3 separate regions of the Mus musculus genome follow, and all the other regions are linked to region 1. A link is a loop called in an ENCODE intact Hi-C map of the cell type or tissue named here. Cell type or tissue: heart. All regions are shown on one strand.

What was found. Hi-C counts contacts between places; a loop is a spot of excess contacts. Peaks named below come from ENCODE experiments on the same cell type or tissue, not always from the same donor. Only the 100,000 strongest peaks of a DNase experiment are listed, where the experiment ranks them.
Region 2: it touches region 1 in a loop (2.0-fold over the local background); 6 of 42 quality-filtered maps call a loop at or near these places.
Region 3: a loop joins it to region 1, with 2.7 times the contacts of the local background. A loop is called at or near these places in 7 of 42 quality-filtered maps.

Annotation. Positions count from the first base shown.
Region 1 is chr2:18,690,960-18,698,959 of GRCm38, reverse strand. It overlaps a transcript of Spag6 not described here. Among named protein-coding and RNA genes, the nearest start is that of Spag6, 4.1 kb to the left of the region's middle. In heart, a CTCF peak has its summit at 4,761; a DNase peak (open chromatin) is centred at 4,829; H3K4me3 peaks cover 2,040 bases; H3K27ac peaks cover 982 bases; H3K27me3 peaks cover 3,541 bases.
Region 2 is chr2:18,605,656-18,613,655 of GRCm38, reverse strand. No RefSeq gene overlaps it. Among named protein-coding and RNA genes, the nearest start is that of n-TNgtt9, 23 kb to the right of the region's middle. In heart, no CTCF peak of the experiment used is centred here; DNase peaks (open chromatin) are centred at 4,685 and 4,875; H3K4me3 peaks cover 2,706 bases; H3K27ac peaks cover 1,229 bases; H3K27me3 peaks cover 3,002 bases.
Region 3 is chr2:18,581,105-18,589,104 of GRCm38, reverse strand. It overlaps n-TNgtt9 (a tRNA gene), which reads left to right and starts at 1,988; the gene lies at 1,988-2,061. In heart, a CTCF peak has its summit at 3,403; DNase peaks (open chromatin) are centred at 1,554 and 1,974; H3K4me3 peaks cover 1,957 bases; H3K27ac peaks cover 812 bases; H3K27me3 peaks cover 1,685 bases.

The DNA of each region.
Region 1 (8,000 bases):
CTGTCGCAACAGTTAAGTCCCAGGCATGACATCACAATGGTCGATGGAGTGGTGGAGGGACGACCTGATAAGCTGGGACTCCAGTGTTGCTCGAGACAGTCCGTCGGTTGTCACTTCCCTGTAGGCGGTGCACAGGGCGCCAGAGTCTCCCGGGAGGACTTGGTCTATGCCGACCCATCCACGAGGCAGGGTTTTCCCGACTGCAGCGCGACTGCAGCGCGAGCGGGCTAGGGGCTGGAGAGAAGGGGTGCGCTCGGGGACCAGGCGTCAGGCAGATAGACGCGTTGGCCCGGCGTGTCCCCGGATCAAAGCAACACTGGCAACACATTACTCCGTGTTGCTCTTAATGCCTCTCTTCCTTACCTGGCACTTCTGATTTCCGAATTCCTGGAGAGTCACAGCAATCGTGTCCATACACTGAATTACGATATATTAACAACAATTAAGGACACTTAGAGAGTCTGTGGAAAAGCAGAAAAGAAAATAATATGATAAATATCCATCTTGCAGGTTTTTCTAATGACTACCAAGTTTGCTGTCTCTATATTTCAATATGACTTCTAAAAAATAATTTCTTTTAAATTCGGGCCTTATTTTGTTGCTCGGTGACATTTCCAAAAGAGACATTTCTTTTTATCTGAAAAGACCAGCTCACATAAATGGAGCTCCGCAGCCTTTCTTTTTCATCAAATTTAAGCACTACAGTTTACCGTTAGTTCTAGCTCCTCTCTTAAAATTCTGCACCAAATGTTTCAGTGACAGGTGTCAATTTTAAATATTTCTCTCTCTGAAACTACCATTTCACCAGGTGTCAAATGGACAACTAGCCACAGCTGCTGCCTAATCGTGGCAGACCGGAAATCTTTGCTATCACCAAGAGGACGCACACACATCTCTGGTTTTCATACTTGGAATCTTCTACTACAGTCACTTTTAACTCCTGATAGGAGCTCTCTGAAGAAGCCTTGGTATTCCCTGGAGTCCTAGAAGGCTGGGACTAGTGTGTCTAGTCCTCTTCACACCCTGGGACAGCCTTTGGCTTCTGCAGGTCAGCAGTCAGAGACACATCCTTTTACTTAACTCTGTAAGTTTCACAGTGGTCTTCTACATTCTCCCCAACAGGACTCCCAGGTACAGATATAGAGGGAAACCCGGAGTGAATTATTAAAATTGCTAATGGAGTGTACTTAATTTATTTTCAGTTCCCTGTAGCATTTTGAAGACTTAAAAAAACAAAAACAAAAACAAAAACAAAACAAAAAACCCCTCACAACTTAAAGGTCCTGGTGCTTAGTTTCAGTCTTTAGACAATTCAAACTCCTAAATTGCTACACCCTCCATTTTTAGTAAGTGCTTTGCTCTTTATTTTCTATGTTCTATTTATTTTCTACTTTAAACTTGTTAGGAATTCAATAACCTCCATATGGGATGCTAGGTTTTAAAAGTCAAGTAGAAAAAATATTTAAAACTATAAAGTCTGTATTCATGAACAATGCCCATTAGTAGAATTTATTATCCTGTTGAAACACATTATAGGATGCCTATTTCATATCTGAACAAGCTAGATGGAGTAAAGAAGTTATCTTTGTTTTTATCAGTCCCCCCCCAAGGCCCTTTAAAGTTCAATGAAGAAATATAAGATAATGATCATAATGTACCCATAAGTGGAATTGTTGGTAATTTAAATATAACATATAGTGAAGAGATTACTGTAACTGAAAAGAAAGCCATTCTATATTTCCTGACCCATATTCTTTTTTTTAATTGGATATTTTTGTTATTACTTTTCAAATGTTATCCCCTTTCCAGGTCCCCCCCCCCAGCCCCTGCCCTATCCTCCCTCCCCCTGCTTCTATGAGGGTGTTCCTCCACTCACCCACCACTCCCACCTCCCCACCCTCAGTTCCCCTACACTGGGGCATCCAGCAAGCCTTCATAGGACTAAGGACCTCTCCTCCCACTGATGCCTGACAAGGCCATCCTCTGCAATGTGTGCAGCTGGAGCCATGTGTACTCTTTGGTGATGGCTTAGTCCCTGGAAGCTCTTGGGGGACTGGTTGGTTGGTATTGTTGTTCTTCTTTTGGGGTTGCAATCCCCTTCAATTCCTTTGGTTCTGACCCATTTTCAATGTACTAACTTTAAGACAAAATGTATCTCTATTTTACATAGTTACATGAATGTTCCAAGACCACATATAAACCTTTAAGCTAATGCTTAAATGAAGAACTACTCAAAAGAATATTTAAGGTATTATCAAACTAAGATCATTGTTCTTAAAGCACCAGTGGAATTTAAAGGTGTCTCATGAACTTGCCAAATAAAACTATGCATTTGACTGGTAGTGAAATATTCACTTGAAAACCTGTTTTAGTGAAAAGTTTGGAAGGCTTTGCTTCCTTTTGGGAAAGGCTAGTAATACAATCTCAAAGTTATTCCCTACTTATTTATGAAAATGACACTGAAACCCCAAAAGTACAAAACCAGTTTTTTAATCTTGTTCTGTTTCTATTTACAAATTTCCTCTGAGAATCCAGAAAATTCCACTATTGTGGGGCTATATGCTACTCATGAGTAAAAGGTAGTTTTAACACGTTTCTTTTCTAGTTCCTCACTGAATTTTACAAGGTAAAGTTCTCTATTTCAGAAGCCTGTTGAGGTACTTAAAGTGTGCAGATATTCTCCTTTTAAGCTGAACACATAACAATATCCCTGTGTTTCAGACACTTTGCTCTTGAGAGAATGTGCCTGTCTTCCAGAGCATGAAGGAGAAAAAATAATTTATTCTCCATGTAATTCAGTCTATATTAATTCAACATGTGTATGCCTACTATTGATTTCAGGTCTATAATCATTCCAAATTTTGTGTTTGAGGAGCAAAGATGAGAGGGTTTGAGTAAGGTAGGGATTGGCGAACTATCCAGACAGTTTAAAACTAGGAAAAACTTATTAACAGAACGGAGTCTGCTTTATATAGATATGAAATCTTTTCCATTCAAACATGTTGGCAATTTTTCAAAGGCGTTCCATTGGTAGCTGTCATTTGTCATTTTGTGAACTTCAACGATCCTTTTGCCAACATCGACTGCAAAATCACTGAAGTAGCTTCACTCCAATTGGCAGAAGTACTATGTGCTCCACAGCGGCCAAATAGGTGGGTTCAGATGTGATCTTAATGAAGAAAGCAAACCTAGGGCTATCTGAATTATGACAGTCCTTGTTGAAGTGTAAGTATCAGGTTTTTGCAGTCAGGTGTGAGCACACCATTCAGTTGTGCCAGCAAATTTGCTCCCAGAGCAAAGATGTGGAACTTCGCTAGAGAGTGGAAGGCTGACATTTCTCAGTGTATGCTGTACTTGTATTTTATTCGTATTTGACTTTACTTCTCAAGTATTTTACGGTCAACCTCGTATGTCTTAAGGGTCTAGTAGTGTTTTTCAGGCCAGTACAATGTCAAGGTGACAGTGACTAGCCCGGCAGAGCTAGATCCACCAACACATGGCTTTCCCTATTCCCCCACCCGCCCCACCCCCAAGTGCCTGGGTGAATGCTAAGCTCCAAGGCATTTGGTTCCCTCCCAAGGAAAGCTATGATCAGAGTGATGACTTCACTGCTCCCACCCCACCCCCGAAAAACCAAGGAGCATTGTGGTGATTACTAAATAAATCTACGTTTTAAATGTAGGAGTCAACCAGCGTAATATGCTGTAACATGCAGAGCAAAGCAAATTATTGCTGCGCAGTATATGCATGTAAGCATCCTACTTACGAGAGCTTTCTTTATTAAAACTTGCTCCAAAGCCAGCATGGCTAGAAAGAAAACACTGTGAACGCTCTACATTTAAAATTATCTGCCACCATCTCAAGACCCCCCCCCGCCCCCCGCCATGCCTCCCAAATTTTATTGTTGGACTTTTCTTAGAAATCGTGGGAATTTGCACTCCGGTGCTTAAAATTCTCTTATTATTGTTGTACCAAACACAAGAGACAATCCTGGAAGGTGCTTCGCTGCAGACTACCCTGGCGTCTATGGACGGACGCCACGCACCGCTCAGGTGCAGGTCCCCCAGAGGAGGCTATGCGGTCTAGACCCAAGGTTGATGGGGTGGGGGTGGGGGTGGGTGCTGGGGGCGAGGTGCGGGTGGATCAAGTGCCACCGGTGTGCTAGAGTCTCCGAAGAGAGGGGCGCGCCCGTGGTTCGTGACCAGCATCAACAAGCCCGGCTGGGCTGAGGGCAAGGCCCCGGCCTCCTCTGCGTTTTCACTCGCCCAAAGTTTCTCTAGCTCCCAGGAGCATCCTCGGAACCTCAGGCTCAGGAGAGGGCAGCGGGGTGGGGACATGGGGGCAGAGTGGGAAGAACAGCCCACGAGGTCACGGGGACGCGCGGGGGCAGGGCGGGGAGCGCCTGGGGCACCGGGAAGGGAGGGAGCGCGCGGGCGGAGTGCGGAAGCGTCTGGTCGCGTACCCCGCCTGCCTCCACGGCCTCCGGTCCCCGCTCTGGCCTCCGGCCGCTCTCGGGCCTTGGAGCCTGCGGGGCTGACCGAAGAGAGGCCTCTCCTTCCCTTTGGGTTAGGTGGCCAGGCCTCCTTTGCAAGTCGCTAGGAGTCTCGGCAGGAGTCGCCGCCTCCCCCCAACCTTTCCGGCGGTGCGCCTGGGAAGAGCGCGGCCAGGACGCGGGCGAGGCCTCCGCCGACTCGGCCCAGAACCGAGAGGCCAGGCCGCAGCCTGGGAGCAACCAAGAAACGCCCCGCGGCCGCTAGGCTGGGCCTGCCGGGCGGGTCTCCTCCGGGGACGCTCCCAAGCGGCGGGCAGGGTTGGGAAGTGCTCCAGGTCCCTTTGCCAGGACTGTGTGAGAACCCTGCGAGGTCCCCCGCAGCCAGCTCAGTTCACCCGGGGCGTACACCGGGTCCCAGAGGAAGGGACCAGACACAGTAGCTTATTTAGGAGGGGAGAGGAGGAGAAGGGTGACGGTGCAGCTGCACCTCAATGCGCATGTGCGAGGTTCCAATTTTTTTTTTTTTTTTTTTTACTTTTGCGGTTCTTTCTCAGACTAGTCTCAAGCCAAAATGAACACTGATTATTTCAGAAACTGATTGTTTGTGTGAGCTGACTCCTGAAAGTCACTGCAAACGTACAGAAAGGGTTTGCGAGGTTTCTGAAACCTTTGAAGTAAAAATAGCATCTCTTGTTTATCAGTTCTGCAGGTCTAGTTCCTCTAACAGAAATGGTCAGTGAAATCCGCTGAAATGTAGAGTGAATCCGAGGACCCTATAGCACATCTCATCCCTACAAAGAACATACACTGTCATTAATTATTGTTTCAGAAGTAGTGCAAATATTCTAAACTGAATTACTTTCTATTCCACTATTAACCCATTTTTAACTTTACAGTGAATAATAAACGTCATTTGTGTTATTCTCAAATAAGCAACTCAAAAGATCATTCATATGAAGAAAGTATGATTACCTTTCCCAGTGATGAGGAAAAAAATGTAGTCATAAAGAAGACAATTGCAAGGGAATGCTTTCTATTCTTCAAACCTTGCTTTCCTGGTGAAACAATGTGGAATTGCTTATCGTTTTATTTATAAAGCAAAGCTACAGTTCTTGAAAGTTTCCAAATAATCTCAGTATTTTTATAGACACATCCCAAATAGAAGCAGCCGATGAAATCTTGGTCATACCAAGGACATTTGATGTCCAGAGTGGAGAGCAACTTGTAAAAACCATTGGGTTTTTTTGTTTGTTTGTTTTGTTTTGTTTTTTTAAGTGATGTGTAAAATGCAAATATGGGGGCAGAAACTTAGGAAGAGTGCCAAGTGGCCAGCATTAGTTCTCTTTCTGGGAAAGGGTATTCCCAGAACCATTGCAAACCAAGATAACAGAGTGAGCTTGGATTGCTCTAGTGTACACCATTAAGTTTAGAAAGCCTATATGTGCTATATTAAATTGCATAAAATACATTTTCCTAAGCCTAGATTAAAGATCCCTCCAAATATCCAGGAAAAGGCTACTCTATTGTGATGGGCTAAAATGTGTTCTCTGAAGTGGAGGCATGCTAATAAATGAATTCTTTGATCAGAAATGATCATTTGGTAAACTAAGCAGATCCCACCGACTCTGATAGCCTCTTTCTCCTCTGGAAAAAATGATGAGTTTGAGGAAACCCCCAGTGAAGATCCTTTAAGAAAACTGTCATGACACATATAGAAACAGCTGGTAAGCACATTTTCTAAAGTTTGCACTGACTTTTCAGTTCTTCAGTTACACTGGGGAACAAATTGTAATGAATCATGTTCAGAGCTAAAATCACTCCCATGAACTAATTACTGATAACACTAATGTGTCTGATTTCTGAACAGTTAAAGGTTGTGTCATTGTATCTTCCCATTAAGATGAAACCCTGAACCTCTGGGAAGTGAACCTGCTGAGCATAGGAGGGTTTTGTTTGTTTGTTTGTTATTTTTGTTTTTAATTGGGAAGGCTGGAAAGGAGTCAAAATGTGAATGGCGAGAGTCTATAGAATTGCACTTGCTCCACTTTTTTGAGAGTCCTTTGTGCATGCTGTATGGAAGTGGCATGGCTTATCAGTCCTAACTGTTTGGTGTTTGAGTCTCAGAGAAGTTGCACAGCAGTAAGAGTGCAGCCTCAAAAGCAATAGTGCTAGGGTTCAGTGTAAACACAACAGTAAAACCCAGCATTATTCAGATCCAAAGTGATGATTCACATGAATATGAATGCACTTTGATCTCATCCTTCAATTCTCCCAAGACCCAGTTGTGAGGAAAAGGAAAACAACCTCAAGTTGGCACTTTCCTTTCTTGAAAGGGGGCAGAACTTTTCACTACAGCCTTGCCTCCCTATGTTTAAGGTGTGACTGGAGTGGTTGGGCAAAACACAGCTTTAGGTTGCCTGTAGGAACCAAGGAGGGCTGACTTTCTTTTTTTTTTTTTTTTTTTTTTTGAAGTACACTATCTTAAAGAACTTGGCATTTGGAAGGCTTGAATGTGAACACTTTCTCTGCCTGTGAGTCATTTTGGAATATATTGAGTTTACCATCATATATGAATAAGACATTGTAATTTATTATACCTTAACTTTTATTGCATAGGTCAAAGTGTCATGTCTTAGAAGATCTAGCCTTTTGAGCATTCTCATAAAACTAGAGACAGTTGGTGAGAAAGTATGAAAGTATGAAACCAAATTTTAAAAATCCTATTAATGGACATTTAAGCAAATATTTAGACTTTGAGTGAGAAATGAGCAATGTTACAAATTCCTGTGTACAGGGTATCTCAGAATCCTGAAACGTTGGTCAGGTGTTTTAAAATACAACCCACAATGTTTGAAATATAATTAAGTTAAAATATGTGTAGATGAGTGTATCTGGATAATGCCTTTAACTGAGAAAGACGCTGACTTTTTCAGCGAGTCTATTAAATATATTCAAGATTGTGCTCATTAATACTAAGTTTTTGCTTTCTACTAAAGATAGTTGATTTCCTCTGGAAATCTGACCAATATTTGTTGTTATAAAATGGATTCCTGAGCATACAAAGGTTAATGAGACAGGTGCTTGTCGCCCAGGAATTCTGAACTTAGTCACATCATTTGCAACTTAGGTGAAATTTAAATCCACAAAACCACGCAGCTAAATGTAATAGCTACTTAAGTCCAGGGCAAGTATTAAGACCCAAAGAAATTTGGCAATGTGTATTACACGATTGTAGTTAAATAAAAATATTTAGCAGCATACTTTAAAGATCTTTCCTCAGTAATACCGGTGTGAAACACTAAGATTTTTGTTTTGAAAAGTTAGCGTCCTAGAAACACACAAACACATATGCAAGCACGCACGCACACGTAGGGCAGGGGAGCGAAACTTTATGCAACCCCTGAGTCTTCACTGATTAAAAGCTGCTATGGTTCATCAAATAAAATCGCGTGGAGGTGAGGTGCTCTATCCATTTAATAAATAAGAAGAACCAAGAACCTGCTTGCAG
Region 2 (8,000 bases), 85 kb after region 1:
AAAAAAAAAAAAAGAAGAAGAAACTGAACCAAATGGGCTGATTATAGATCATTTAAGTGTTAATTTTTCACAAGGCGTTATCTGGTGAGTTGATTTTGACCATGCAAAATGGTAAACAAATTTGATTGCCTCCCTTACTCAACAATTCAGTCCCTTGTCTGTGGCTCCCCATCGCTTCTCTCTCTCTCCTTTCCCACTCATGCTAAGGACTCCGTGCCTGCACGTGTTCTACCCTCTTTCTGCCCACATTTACTGTGACAGCCAATGATATAAACAATAACAGTGAATGAGCTTTCTCCTGAATGTCTGAATCTCACCTAGGTTCACACTTTCAAATCACACAATTATTGTAGCCAACTGCCCTTAAAATTACTGATCCCACTTGTGAAGAAGGCACAATTGCTAGGCTTCTAGAATTTTCTTTTCTCTTATCTAACTCCCTCTCAAGATTTAAAAAGTATCTGTATATAATTTTGCATATTTTGTGTTTCATTTTGCATATTTCTGTATCTCTGTAAGAATTGGCATGGTAAAAGGCAAGACAAAACTGTAGTACTTGGTGTTCAGTATTCTAAATAAGAGTCCGAATCACAGTTTTAAGATGCCATTTCAAGGGGTTCATTTTATATCATATCATTCATAAGGATGGTTAGGACTTCTGTAACTGTGTGTGTGTTTAACCAGGTTGTTCAGTTTTTAAAGTAGGTAATCATTAATCCCTCATTAGAGAAGAAATTATAAAAGTAAGCAAAATCTACTTAGAAGACAATTGGAGCTCCTCCTGTCTGTGTTCAGTGCAAACACCACATTTGTTCCTTGTTTCTGGAGGCTAGGATTTTAGAACAGCAGTTGAAAACAGCTCATCGTCTGCTATGTGAGGAGACTTCGATATGCTGGGCCAATGAGCTAACTGCTACACATCTTCTAACAGAGCACAAAATTGACATAGGAAGCTGAGCTATCATTGTGTTTGGATTCAGTAACTTCTTATTCACAACAGGCAAAGACAGCTATTGTATGTGCTTAAAAAGAAGTCAGATCAGAAGTTTTGTGCTTTAATGAAGAGAATTTAAAATAACACAGGACAATGTATGGAAACCACTGTAAAAATTCCCTGGCTTTTACAAACAGAACATTTATGGTCTGAAAACTTTGCCATTCAGCAACATGACCAGGATATTGCCCTGTAATTCTCTGTAAACTTTTCACTCATATAGCATAAGATCAATGGCTTATGGGTAATGGCTTATGGGTAATTATTTTTATAACATGAGAAACTAACATTTTAGCTGACTATTAATCTTTTGCTTTAAAAAATGTTTAGGTCTTTAAACTACCTTATTGTTGTTGAAGCATTGAATTAAACATATCACAGTTTTATGTGAAAACAAACAAAAATTCCTTGCAAGCAAACATGTAGACAATAAACATTATCACTTCAATGCCTCCTTCTCCCTCCTCACCACCTCTGCTGAATAGAGTTTTCCCCTTAGAATATTTTGTCTCCTATTTAGCTCGCCTAAAGCAAGAACCATGCCTGACAAACATTAAAAGATTACTATTTCTAAATTGCCAGGCAACATAAAGAGTTACAATGACTAGTTTCTTACAGAACAGAAAATATTTTGAGGATATTCAGTGCTCAGATGCTACTAGACCTCAAAAATTCTATATATTTAATAAGTGAATATCAGTGCTTGTATGGTTTTAGTTGTAAAACTTAACATTCATCAATAGTATCAATTTCTCATAAAAGCAAGAATCAGCATGGAATGTGAGGAAGGGAGATGAGAATATCTCAATTCATTTAAACTGTTTGATAGTCCTTGCTGTGAAGCAGACACAACCAGGAGATCTAATAAAACAGTAGACTGGGAGAGTCTGCGGAGAACAAAGTTATCTCAGTAAGACTTTGTTACATGAAATGCCTGAATTATTCTGTGTGCTGATCCATGAGCATCTGCCACTTAAGGAAATGTTACTTCAAAGAGTATAGATACTTGAAGTTTGAAGTCTACAGGATGTAAGTAAGGAGCATTGAAAGTACACACTCAGTATTACATGCATCAATGGTCAAAGCAGTTATGACTTGCAACATTAACAAAGCAGTTAATTGTAAATAAATGTCTTCCATGTAGGTAACATTGTAACATGAAGCTTTTGAAAGACATATAGACCAACAGATAACAAACAAACAAACCAAAAAAAAAAAAAAAACAAAAAACCCACAGCTGTTTGTAAAGAATGTATTATGAGAAATTGACTGTCACATGCTGGGCATTTGTGAATCTATGTTTTTGCATTCCTAAAGATTACCTTGCTCAAAAATTGTCCTGATGGCAATACCTAGTTGTCTAGATGGATTTTGAAAAGATGTAAGGGATCTATTTAAAATTCTGCTTCACTGAATTCTGGGACAGAGATCATGCATTTTCTTTTACATGATAAATCTATCAAATAAAGATACTTTCTTCTGTATTAGTCAGCAATCCTTAACGCATTAAGTGTTAGAAATAGCATGCATACATGTGGTGATTTGTTTTATATTGAACGTTCATCAGTACCTGCCTCCTGACAAGAAACCCTCCTTTCTCATAATAATTTAATAAATATTTTGCAATGGTTTTAAAGAAAAAGTAGGCCTCAGAATCTAATCTGTTAGACTTAGTGGCTGGATTCAAGAGTGGCTAGATTATCAATCAAAACTACAACTTCCAGCTTTCACTTTAGAGGGAGGTTATCCGGAGAGGGGAGAGAGCAACTTATCTTAAGCATCAATCCCATATTTATACTCCCTAAAGCACTCTTTTCTAGGTGGCTTTAGAAATTTGATTTTTACAAAACTCCTGACTAAATAGAACTGTGAAGTCAGGAAAGGCTTCTATAAAGAAGGAAGCACTAAAGATTGCGTAAGAACTTCCAAGAAGTCAAAAACAAGAGCACAAACCAGGAGTCTAAAGTGTTGGCTATTGTCAAGCTATAAACATCTACACAGTGATGAATTATTTAATTTAAAAACTCTTACAGCCTTAAAAAAAGAGAGAGAGAGAGAGACCCTTTCTCAGCAACAGAAGCTAGACTGCTTTCTAAGCAGGCCTTTCAGGTTGCCGAGGTTTTCAGTTCTGAGTTCTGTGGACTATCTCCAAGTCAGCACAAGGTTATTTCATTTTGAAATTTGGTTTTAGGAATTTACAAAAACACAGGGAAGGAATCTCCTGAAACCAACTGGTCCTCACCGTGGGGACTTGAGCCACTCCCTTCTCTTCCCGCCTCTAGAAATTTGCAGCTTGCATTATAATGCAACTTTTCAAACAGAATTTCTTGAAAGAAAGAAAGAAAGAAAGAAAGAAAGAAAGAAAGAAAGAAAGAAAGAAAGAAAGAAAAGGGAAGGGAAGGGAAGGGAAGGGAAGGGAAGGGAAGGGAAGGGAAGGGAAGGGAAGGAAAGGGAAGGAAAGGGAAGGAAGAAATAAATAAATCTGTATTTTCTGCCTGGGAAAGAAATCTTTTTCTGAAAACCTAAACTCTATGAAAGTAGGAACATAGATCTGTGAAAGAAGAACTATTCAATGTAACAGAAAAGTTTCAAAAGTCAAAATCCGGTTAAGAGTGCAGAGATAAAAGTAACCGCTATGATACCGGTTTGAGGGAGCTAGTGTGCGCAGCCCGGACTTGGAGGTGCCAATTTTAGGGTGCGTTTGTCTTCCGGTTTCAAATTACCGCGGGATGGAAGACAAGCACCTGGGGGTGGGGGGTGGGGGTAATGACAGGTACCAGTGGCCTCGGGAAGGGAGACGACAGGCAGTGCTCTCTGTTGGAAAGGAGGACAACCAACCAACTTTATGCCTGGAAGAAAACTTCTTCCAGGCATAAAGTCAGAACAGAGCCCACGGAACCGCCGCCGGGCGATGTGGGTATCGGTCACGCCGGCGGCGATCGCGAGTGGCTAGCTGTTTTTTGCTTTGGTCCTGAGGGAGCGGTCGCCTCCTTCCTTCCAGCCTGAGTCCTTCTCACCTGGAGGGGACGAAGCCAGAGGCTCCGGCCTGGTCCACAACATAGCTCCGGGCAAGTGCGGGGCTCTGGCCTCAGGGTACTCCGGCTTGGAGTGTCGGGGCCCGCTAGCTCCCCGAGTCCTTGGGAAAGGGAGGGGACACCAGGCACCCAGGGCCTTCCTTAGCTCCGGCGAGGATGGGATTTGGAGGAAAGGACAACCCTCGTCATGAAAAGGGGAGAATTGTGAAAAAGACGTGCGTGAGGTTCAGGGTGACACTATGTCAGAGCGACATAGGGCGGGACGAGTGGCGGACGCGGCTTCTATCTGGGGGTGCCTCCAGTTACCCCAAGATCTACCGGGGGAGCTTTGATACCTCGGACGTAGGGGTGGGATGGAGCGACCCGCGGACCTGGAGGTCCGGGCGGTCAGCCCGACAGTCGACCCTGTAAGAGGTCTAGGCGGAGAGCAACCAGGGTAGAGACTTGGTGGCTGTGCGCAGGAGGAGGTGGCTGACCGCCCGCCCCCAGGTGGGATGAGGAGGGGGGCGGGAGGCCCGAAATCCCTTCCAGAAAGGCTCGGATCTTGGGGCACTGTGCTCCGCTATTTTCAGCTAGCACCCTTCTCTTTAAGGGCGTCCTTCCTCTTTTTCTTTCTTTGATCAATCTAGTAACGCCTCCTTCCTGCACTAGCGTCTGCCACTCACCGTTCCAACGTCAAGGACATGAACTCCGAGGGGTGCAGCGCCCGAGGGCCACTTGCAACCGGGTTCCTCACCCCTCAGCCCTGAAGGGCAGTAAGGTCCCCCAGCTAACCCTGCAGCCCTGCGAGGCACGTATAAGAAGGGCCTCCAGCTAGGTCCTGTCCCCTGCAGCCCTGCAAGGGCAAAACCAGGCACTGGGGTTCCCAGCTGGAGCCTGCACCCTACAGCCCTACCAGGAAGACAGGCCTGAGGCTCCCCCCTGTGCTCTGTACCCTGAAGCCCTGTAAGGCAGGCACGATGGTTCCCAGCTGGGCCCTGCACACTGAAGCCCCTCAAGGTATATAGATGGCCACGAAGGTCCCCCAACTGAGCCCTGCATCCTGTCCTGCCGCCAAGCCCTCTGCCCAAGCGGCAGAAACCCACTGGCACAGGTCCCCAGCCGCCGGAGAAAAATCAACCACGACAAAGGGCTGCACGAATATGGCGCTGTTGGAAATGGAGCCTGGACACCGGAGCAGCCTGGCTGGAGCACTGCCTCGGCCTCCTCGCTCTTCCTGGTGCTCTGGCTTTCCACTCCTGGGTTCTCCATCTGGCATCCTCTAACCCGCGGACCCTGAACAGTTTTTATCCTACTGTCCCTTCCCGTGTCTCCCTCCTTCCTGTCCCTCTCGGTTCCTCTTTCTCCATTTTGAGTCTGTGGCCGGCGCGTTTCTTGCCTGCTGGGCTCACAGGTGGGCCATTCTCTTTTCTGTCTGTCTGTCTTTCTGTCTGTCGTTTGCTCTCTCTCGCTCTCTCTCTTTCTCTCTCCCTCCCTTCCTCCCTCTCTCCTGTTGAGTGTGGGCTAGAGAGGGCGTCCAGGTGCGAGCCTAGGCTGCCAAGGGCCAGGGTGGCAAGCTGGTGACCTCAGAAGCCACTGTGTGCCCAGTGCTCCCCAGCAGCGGAGGGGGACTTCTTGGGGTGGGGTGCTGTTGTCTCCTGCTGCAAGGAGATTAGCGCTCTCTCTCTCTCTCTCTCTCTCTCTCTCTCTCTCTCTCTCTCTCTCTCTCTCTCTCTCTCTCTCTCTCTCCCTCTCTGTCTCCTCTCTCTTTGTCTGTGTCTCTGTCTGACCCGTCCCTGTCTCTCTGTCTCTTTCCCTCCCTCCTTCCTTCTCTTTCTTGTTTTCTGGTTTTGGTTAGCTAGTTGGCTTCCTCCCGTGCTTTCTTTTCTTTTATTGCAACTGGGAGTTTTGCACTGTATTTCAATAGACTAGGAATCAGAATCGTCTTTCTGGACAGACTTCCAGAGATGAGTTGTAGAGAGACCGGCAAAGAAGACAGAGATATTAATTCGTGTTTTTTTTCCCGTTAAACACGGGGACTCCCAAGCAGTAAGGTGGTTAGGTGTTTCTTTTAAATTATTCACTTTTTATACTTATCGCCTTTTCTCTCTCCCTCTCCCTCTCCTTCTCCCTCCCCCCACTTATCTGAACTCAAGAATGCTGATTTTGAATTAAAATTATTCCTAAATGGTGGTCCGTGGGGAGTTCTCTGAGAAGCAGTGTGATTTTGAAGTCTCTTGGCTGCGGGACTAGCGACAAGTGTCTTCCTGAAAAGTCTCATTGAGGAGGCGTTTCTCTGTGAGGTAGCTGGGTTGGATTCTTTGTTTTTTTTCAAGCAGATGATAGAAGCATTTCAAGTCAACGGAGGCAATGACATCATTTGCTGTCTGAGACATTTCTTTCAGTCATAATGGGGGAAGTTGGTCTATATATAGAAACTGAAAATAAAATAATTCACCTTTCCAACTATGTTTTAACCTTCTAGATTCACATTTTCAAGAACATTCTATTCTGTCCCCCTCACTCCAGAACAAAACGAAGGTGTTCCTCCTTTGTGTGATAGATTTTGGAATTCCTGGAAATATTTGAAAGATTAAATTTCTGAGACTCTTAAGAAAAAAAAAAAAAACCAAGGGGAATTGTTCTGAGCAGAACTTACAGGGTGTCTCATTTAAAACAAAACAGTTTCCTTGGTTTATATTGATTGCCTTCAATTAAAATCAGGTTTTAAGTACTTCTTTTCAGGCTATTTACAAAAGGGGAGAAAGCTCACAGGTCTTGGCATGAGACTTAGCAATACAGCCAGGCCTTGCTAAACTTAGAGTGGTAACTTCAAATCATAGATGTGAAAGCTGGCAGCAAACATTCTTTTGATTTGAGAACCTGACTTCCAGAATCATTGAAAGTAGATTAAAATGTCTTGTATGCATTTCTTCTGGTAAATGGTAAATGCACTTGCCTAGGAGTACAGAGAGTTCCCAGATGAGCTTTCTAAAAATGGGCATCATTGGAGAAGTCATTTTTGTTTTCCAACTTAATTGGAATAATTCAGTACTTAAATAAAGTTAATCCTATTAAGATATTGTTTCCTGCTCAAAGCAGTAAAAATTAAGCACAACTTATATGACTTTAAAAGGCCAACTTTGTACATAGTCTAAGCAATCCACATTGCTGAAAAAAAAGTGGCCAGAACATGTTTTCTGAGTATTAAATGTATTCAAGGTAGTATGCAGACAAGGGTAGTTTAAATCAGCATTTACAGATTACAAGCAATATTTAGTCTTCCTCATTTATTCTCATTTAAAAACACTCACTAAAAATTTTATTTCTTCCATTACATACAAGTTAAATTTCAGATACATTAAATACCAACTGGAGAAAAAGAAAACTTTATTAAAATGTTGATTATGCAGCTGGAGAGATAGTTAGGAGTGCTGGTTGCTATTCCCAAGGACCCTTCCCAGCACCCCCATCCACCTGTGACCCAACCCCAGGGGATCTGATGCCCTCTCTGGCTTCTGCACACATGTGCAGATACCAACACAGAAACACAAGGATATAAATAAGAATTTTTTAGAATATTGATTATAAACATAGAATTTCTTCATAAGCATGGCTTAGGGAATTCTTTCCTTCTTTCCTTCTTTCCTTCTTTCCTTCTTTCCTTCTTTCCTTCTTTCCTTCTTTCCTTCTTTCCTTCTTTCCTTCCTTCCTTCCTTCCTTCCTTTTGTCACACTGGGGGTCTAACTCAGGGGCCTGTGCATGCTGAGCAAATGCACTACCACTGAGCTACAACTCAATCCTGGGACATATGTTTGAAACAAAGCATTAAAATGCACAACCCATAGGGGAAATGACAAAATGAATCACATTTAAATTTTAAAAATACTTTTAATATGACAGGAGACAGCATACAAATTAAAAGATAAGCTGAGATGGTCTTTTCAAGACATGTACTTGACAAGGGATTAATATATAGGGTGTATAAGTAA
Region 3 (8,000 bases), 110 kb after region 1:
CTAATACAACAATGAGAATTGCTTTTCTTAGGTTGCCCTAAAATTTAAGGGGAAAATGTTTCTAAAATTAATTTAATAGATTTAGTTGTACCTTCAAAGTTGTACGTAAATATTAAGGCCTAAGATCACAAACATTCAGGTGGCAGCTTATGCTGTCCTTTTAGCATCTTAGTTAAGTAGGCATCTTTTACACAGCAGAGATGTTAACAGATTAAGGTAAGATGTCGTGGTTCCATTCAGTATTTTTTTTAATTATATATATATATACATACATATATATATATATGTGTGTGTATATATATATATATATATATATATATATATATACACTCTCTTTTAAAGTATTTTCAAATGTGGTGATACACAAAAACTAAACTGAACTAACCATTATTTAAAATGTTAACAAGAGGCTGGAAGGCAGTTTTCAAAAGCACAGCAATTCTCAACACGGACATTTCCCCCCCGCCCCCCCCCCCATTAGTTTTTCTCTTGGATGGCTCCTGTCTCTTTTTAGAAGTGAAAATGTTAGTGCTGTGATGTTTGAGCCAGGAAGAGAAATGGGCAAGAAAGATGTAGATATGAACAGGATCCCTGTTAATATTCTCAGCAGGAGAGTAAATATTTAATGAAGGGGTTGTGAAGTCCAAGGTTGCAATCTGTTCTAACTAAATAGTCCGGAGGACAATAGCAGAGGAAAAACCCTCACTTTGAGTTTGAAGAGAAAGAGCCAGCATTTTCACGACTTTAGCATAGATGAATAGCTATTTTTAAAATAAGGTTTGAAGTCAACACCATGCAGTTATATATGTCGTCAGTATGCTCCGGAAGGTTCCTAGTTTGTTTCAAATTCAGGATTTTTTCTTTTTTCATGTGCACATTTAAAAGTGCGTTGAAAGCTGAGAGGTCCAGTTGGGCGTGAGTTCCCAGCTGTTTAACATTTCAGGCTACTTCGCTGTTGAATGGCTCTAAAGCCAATTTAAGTTGTCATCACGCAATTGGCGGGCTCGAAATGTTGGTTGAACCCAAGCACTTCGTTCACAACTTAAGTCCCGATATCGACCGGTTTTTTTTTTTTTTTTCTCCCCGAAGGCTTGAGGCCAGAGTAATTTGTGACAAAACCGGAAATATCAAGTTCTTCAGGGGAAACTATAATTTCTTGGAAGCGGGAACAGTGGGAGCAAAATTACGATTCTGAACAGTATTGAAAAGGCACCAAGTAAACTTTCACAAAAGGGAAAGATTTTCCTGCGGAATATTTCCAGGGACAGAGTATGCTTGCAAGCCGTGATTCTGAGCTAAATAAAATGTGCCCAGTTAATCATAAGTCCTATCTTTTTTTTAGTTCTGTAATTTCTTTTTTTCAAAAAGCCAGCGAGGAGAGTTCAATGGCGAGGCTTACACGCAGGTGAAGAGGTCTCAGCAGAGAGAATCAAGGACCCATTCAGCAATTGGCCGCAAGCCTCGCAGGACACGTCGTAACGAAATGTTACTGGGACAATCGCACTGAGTAAAGTCGCAACGCAAACAGGGTTTGAATACGTGTTTTAGTAAAACCTGAATCTAAAAAGCAAAAGGCACGCATACAGTCAGACGGCCTCGAAGAGGCTTAGTAAGTAACGTAAGGTCAGCGGGAAAACCGCAAAAACAGAAACAAAGGAAAACTCAGCCTGCAAGCTGACCATTACAAGTCCTTACAAAAGGTAATTAATTAGAAGCTGTCATCTTACTGCAACAGAACCTTCCAAGCTGGGGTTGGGAGGAGGGGAGAGCCACAGTGTTTTAATCCACGCAGTGACCTGTAATTCTCCTCCATCTTGAGGCATAATTTTCCAATATGCTTCAGAAGTAGAGGGGGAACTCGAAAGGATTAAGAACCTTTAGTAACATTTCTGCTTCAAATAGGAGTCAGGCAGTAGGAAAAAAATGTGTCACAGAACCTTTATTATTCTTCATAAGAGCCTTGCCTGGAGCAGCTAGGAGCGCCAAAGTCTCTGTGGCGCAATCGGTTAGCGCGTTCGGCTGTTAACCGAAAGGTTGGTGGTTCGAGCCCACCCAGGGACGCCTTTCCTTTTTCTCTTTTAAACAAAGCTTGTCTGCGGCTTTTTCTACCCTGTATACTTCCACTGTCAAATTCAAACAAACTGAAGTCTAACGTTCCGCATCTATTCTAAGCTATCTTTCAGAAATCAAATTTGTTACAATGAAGCCCAGCTTCAGCCCTTTTGGTTTTTCCGCTCTAAAGTCTTAGATATTTATAGAAAATGGAATAAACCTGAAAAGAAAACCTATTATACGGTCTCATAACTAAATTTCTAAAAAAAACGAAAGAACTTAAAGCAAGAAAAATTAAAGGGAAAGTTACTTTCATATTTTGCTCACACATTACGAGTGCACAAAGTGCCCCCCCCCAATAGATACTTTAGGAAAATAACCATAGTTACATCATAATAATTCAGTCTTGAGTACAGATTATAGGAATCTAAAGCCAGTTTTAAGAAAAAAGTAAAGATTGGTGTATCAGCTATCAGTAGGTACTTGTCTACAGCACAGGTTTCTTGAGAAGCTGAAGCAATGGAATAACCCTAACCCAAGAGTTTGAGGTCACCTGTCTATTTAAAACAAGGAAGAAAAAGGAACCAGTAACTTTGAGTAGGATTAACAATATTTTAATTGGGAGATTCATTCTTTAAATTTTTATTTCTGCATATACATGCGCATACATACATATTCTCTATTTGTTCTGGGTTTACATACTAATTCTTTTTGCGTATGTGTATAAGTATGCAATATTAATTTATACTTTTAAAAGACAATTTATTCTATGTGGATTGGTGCTTTGCCTGCATATATGTCATTGTGAGTGTGCCAGCTATCTTAGAACTAGAGTTGCAGACAGTGGTGAACTGTCTTGTGGGTGCAGGGAATTGAACCCAGGTCTTCCGGAAGAACAGCCGGTGCTCTTAACTGCTGAGTCATCTCTCCAGACCCTGTATGTTTATTCTTATCAGTTTATGATGCTGCAACTAAATTCTCTAGGCTGTGTAATTTACAAAAAATAAAGATTAGCTTACACTTGTGAAGGATAGGCAGACAGGGCTACAGCCTGTCAGGGGTATTCTAGTGGGAACTCTGCAGAAATGCAAGAAGCATCGCATGCTAAGGGAGGGCAAGCTGGACCGCTCAGATCTCTCTTCTTTGGCTTACAAAGCCACCAGTGTCCTCCTGGGAGGGGGAAGGGAAGTCACCCTCCTGACTTGTGGTTCTCATTACCTCCCAAGGGTTCCATCTCCAAATATTCCCATAAGACTCAAGTTCCCATAGCGCTTAAGTTTCCAAGGCATGACTGCCAGGGGCATGCCCAAACGGTAGCATTAGCAAAGTCTGGTGGCTGTTGAGTGCCACCTACTTGCCAGGCATTGTCGCAATCAGTCCTCGGTCAGTGTCACTGAGGCTGCAGAGAAGAGCTCAGTACAGCAGAGCCTCGTGCCTGATGTCACTGTTAGCTTTGAACTCAGCTCAGGCACAAAGCCCATGCATGTTCCACTGTCACACTGCCCACCTCCAAAGTCGTGACTTGATTACTTAATGTAAAACCAAAATAGATATTTTAATTTTTTTTACATGAAGTTTCATTAATATCTTGCTCCCCATGTCATGCAGGGAGTTTAGAAACTTTGTAGAATGTAATAGGACATTATTAGATTATGTGTTATGTGTTCGCCGTATTGCTCGATTTGATTCAAAATGAAATTCGTGTGGGGATGTGGAATCTTCACATGAACTGGGGTCTCTAGGTTCAGGAGCAGCTTGTTGGCATTTAATCGGAAGGGGGCAAGACTGAAGATTGGAACAGGCCAGGCAAAATACGCAGGAAAAGCCAAAGGGCTAGAGTCAGGCCATGAATCCTGGCGTTCAGGGACTCTGTCCCCAAGGCTGGTGTTCGGGAATCACCCACATAAACTCTCATCCAGACGGTTTTGTGAGATGTGCTCTGGGTCACCTCTCGTAAGCGGTAGTTTTCAGTTTGATCCGAAGTTTCTAAGGATCCTCGTCTTGTTGCGGGGGTGGTTTTGAGGCCAGGAAATAAAGAGGGGGGGGGGGGACCTGAACTTTGAGAACAAAGTTCCCCTCTAACAGAAGTAGATGATCGAATTGTGTGGGTGAGGGCTGAGCACACCGCCTTTCTTGGGACCATTGCATACAGATGGGAAACACAAGAAACATTCTGGAAAAACGGCAGACATGTTTACGGATGAATTGTTTTTGCAAACCTTTGTGTGTGTGTGTGTGTGTGTTTATAGATGAAGGGGCCCTCGGAGTCAGCACTGTGTTGACCATTCTTTTTTTTTTTTTTAGATTTTTTTATTAGATATTTTCTTTATTTACAATTCAAATGTTATCCCCTTTCCTAGTTTCCCCTCAAAAAAATCCCCTCCCCTCCCCCTGCCTCCCTGCCAACCCACCCACTCCTGCTTCCTGGCCCTGGCATTCCCCTGTACTGAGGCATAGAACCTTCACAGGACCAAGGGCCTCTCCCTCCATTGATTGCCGACTAGGCCATCCTCTGCTACATATGCAGCTAGAGCCATGAGTCCCTCTGTGTGTACTCTTTGGTTGGTGGTTTAGTCCCAGGGAGCTCTGGAGTTACTGGTTAGTTCATATTGCTGTTCCTCATAGGGGGCTGCAAACCCCTTCAGCTCCTTGGGTACTTTCTCTAGCTCCTTCATTGGGGACCCGTGTTGACCATTCTTGGTTGTCAACTTGATTACAAGCTGGAGTTAACTCAACCCAAGTTTGGGGCTCATCAGTTAAGAACTGACTGTTCTTCCAGAGCAATTCCTAGCATATGCGTGGCAACTCACAACCATGTCTAACTGTACTCACATGACATCTAATGCTCTACTCTGGTGGGCATACATGCAGACAAAACATCCACATACATAAAATGCATCACTAAATTAATTTTAAAACGTGAGTACTCCCATGAGGGATTTTCTTAATTAAATCATTTGAAGTGAAAAGACCCATCTTAAATCCAGATCTTCTGAGGTGGGAAGATCCACCTTGGGTCTGGGCCACAGTTCCTTGTGGCAGGCTATATCATGGGCACACGATTTGCAGGCTTGCCCTTACTGGCAAGTTCATTCCTTCACTGACATTACAGCCTACTTCTTTGAGATTTCAACATGTGCTGAGACATCTAACCTCACGGACTGGACTACTGGATTCTTGGACTTTCCACTGGGAGACAGCCATTGTTAGACTAGGTGGACCACAGCCTGTAAGCCCTTCTAGTAAACTGCCTTTATATATATTTATTCTACCATTTCCATGGCTCTAGAAAACCCTGACTAATGTAGACACTAATGCAACCTAGATTTATCAGAGGATCATGGGCAATGTCTCGGTGATAGACAGCATCCTTAATTTCATTGTTCACAGCTGTCGTTCCCTGTACCCATAAACAACCCTGCTCTTTTCTCAATGAAAAACCAGGCAAAGTCCAGAAGAAGTCCATCGTACAAGATATTTAACCAGTACTACTCAGATTGTCACATTCCTCAATGACAAGGAGAATCTGGGAAACTGTCATGGCTAAGAGGAGTCTTGGGATATGTGACAGAAAGCTTCTTTTGTCTTCTTGTCCCATTTCTCTTTAGGAACACGGGGACTGTAGATTCACACTATGACAGGATTACAGGTATGTCCTACAGTGTCTGGCTTTGAGTGGATTCTGGAGGGACCTGAATGGAGGTCTACCTAGTGATCTCTCCAGCCCAGTTTCTGATTCTTGGAAACAGTTTTCTGTTTTATGAGGAGTGGTATAAGGCACATACATACCTGAGAGGCAGAGAGATTTCTGTTTATCTGAGAGGCTCTGTGATTGTTACTGAGTTTTTGATGGTCCCACCCTGGATCTGGACTTCATGCTGAAACATGTTCATAACCAAATGAGATCTATCTTCCGTGGCTTCTGCCTTCCATGGCGGAGGCAAGAGAAATAACATTGCTTCTAACTCAATGAGTCCTTGGTCCTTTAAATTTCTCTAGATTCTACATATTTGGGGGTGAGGGTGGGGAGTCCTTATTTTACTCCTTATGTAGTTTTTCATAGGCAGCTAAAAGTAAAACCACTTGATGCTTTCAACACTCTGCCGATAAACAGCCTCTCCAGACCTCGGAGGGACACTAGAATCATCTCTGTTTCCTAAAGGTCCTACAGATAACAGCTTTCCCCATAGTCATCTGTGTGTGTTCACACCATGTATACACTAGCACTGCCCCCCACCCTTCCTTCAGCCTCTGAGAGCAACTTCATCTCTGCCTTTCAAGAGCCTGCTATGATCTCTGTAAGGATTTTCATTTTAGCCCATCTCCTGAGTCTAAGACAAATGTCACAGTTTTCATTCTCCGGTTCCAAGTTCTGTTTCTAATGGTCTCTAGTTGCAGAAGAAAACACTATAAAACCAGAGGCTTAAAAAGAACTTTCATTATGTCTGCAGCTCCACGGGTTGGCCAGACTCATCTAAGCAACAATTGTTACCTCTCCTTTGTGGGATCTCTCAGATGCTGCTGAGACTGGACCATTCAGCATCTCAGTGTCCCTTTCAGTTGCCTTTGTCCTGCGATCATCTCATTCCAGGGCTTTGTCTCTCTAAAGATGTAACCTATTTGTTTACTTTCTTTTTTTTTTATTATTGGATATTTTCTTCATTTACATTTCAAATGCTATCCTGAAAGTCCCCTATACCCTTCCCCCTGCCCTGCTCCCCTACCCACCCACTCCCACTTCTTGGCCCTGGTGTTCCCCTGTACTGGTGCACATAAAGTTTGCAAGACCAAGAGGCCTCTCTTCCCAATGATGGCCGACTAGGATACATATGCAGCTAGAGACACGAGCTCTGGGGTACTGATTTGTTTATTTTCTTCTCCTGTGCTCTCCCTCCCTTCCTCCCTCCTTCCCTCTCTTCTCTTCTCTTCTCTTCTCTTCTCTTCTCTTCTCTTCTCTTCTCTTCTCTTCTCTTCTCTTCTCTTCTCTCCTCTCCTCTCCTCTCCTCTCCTCTCCTCTCCTCTCCTCTCCTCTCCTCTCCTCTCCTCTCCTCTCTTCTCACCTTCCCTTCCTTCCTTCCTTCTTTCTTTCTTTCTTTCTTTCTTTCTTTCTTTCTTTCTTTCTTCCTTATTTCTCTCTTTCCTTCCTCTTTTTTTCTTTCTTTATTTCTATCTTTCTTTTTCTTCTAATTTCTTTCTTTCTTGCTTGCTTGTTTTCTTGCTTTCTTACTTTCTTGCTTTCTTTGTTTCTCTCTTTCTCTATTCCTTCCTTCTTTCTTTCTAAAGTGGCTTCAGGACTCCAAAAAGTTCAATAGGAAGATACCCAAAGGATAGCAGAATGTAAGACAACACATTCTTGCTCTTCCGCTGTCTCTTATATCAAAGTTTGGAGTACATAAGGAATGAATAAGAAAACACTTTAATAGAGAAATGATGCTCTCAACTCTGTCTTTACACAATGACTGGGAAAGCAACCAGGACAGCGAATTTCCTGTGCTTTAAAAGTGGGTTTCATCGTTTTCACGCTAGCACAGCCTTGTCCTTGAACACTGTCCAGGACACAATGCAGGCGTTGGAGTCTTGAAACCAGAGCAACTTTGATCATGCAGATATGATCTATTAATTTTCCCTCCTAGTCGGGATGGCAATGGTAGGGAGCTCATCTGACCCTCTGTCCTAAGACTCAGCCACTCTGCTCTCCTGCTTTCTGCCAGCATACCTCTGAGGATGACCTGGAAGTGACATCAATGAAGCTCACTGGCCCACTAAGCTAGGCTTGGATAGAATGGTTTCTTAGGTCTCTGCTAGTCATGTGAAGTGGTATGCATCCTGTCTTCAATCTCTTTTGTCTCCCTCCCTGTTCTGTTTAAGTTAGCTATTTTCCTATTTATTTATTTATTTATTTATTTATTTATTTATTTATTTATAGGCAAGGTTGCTCTGTGTAGTCC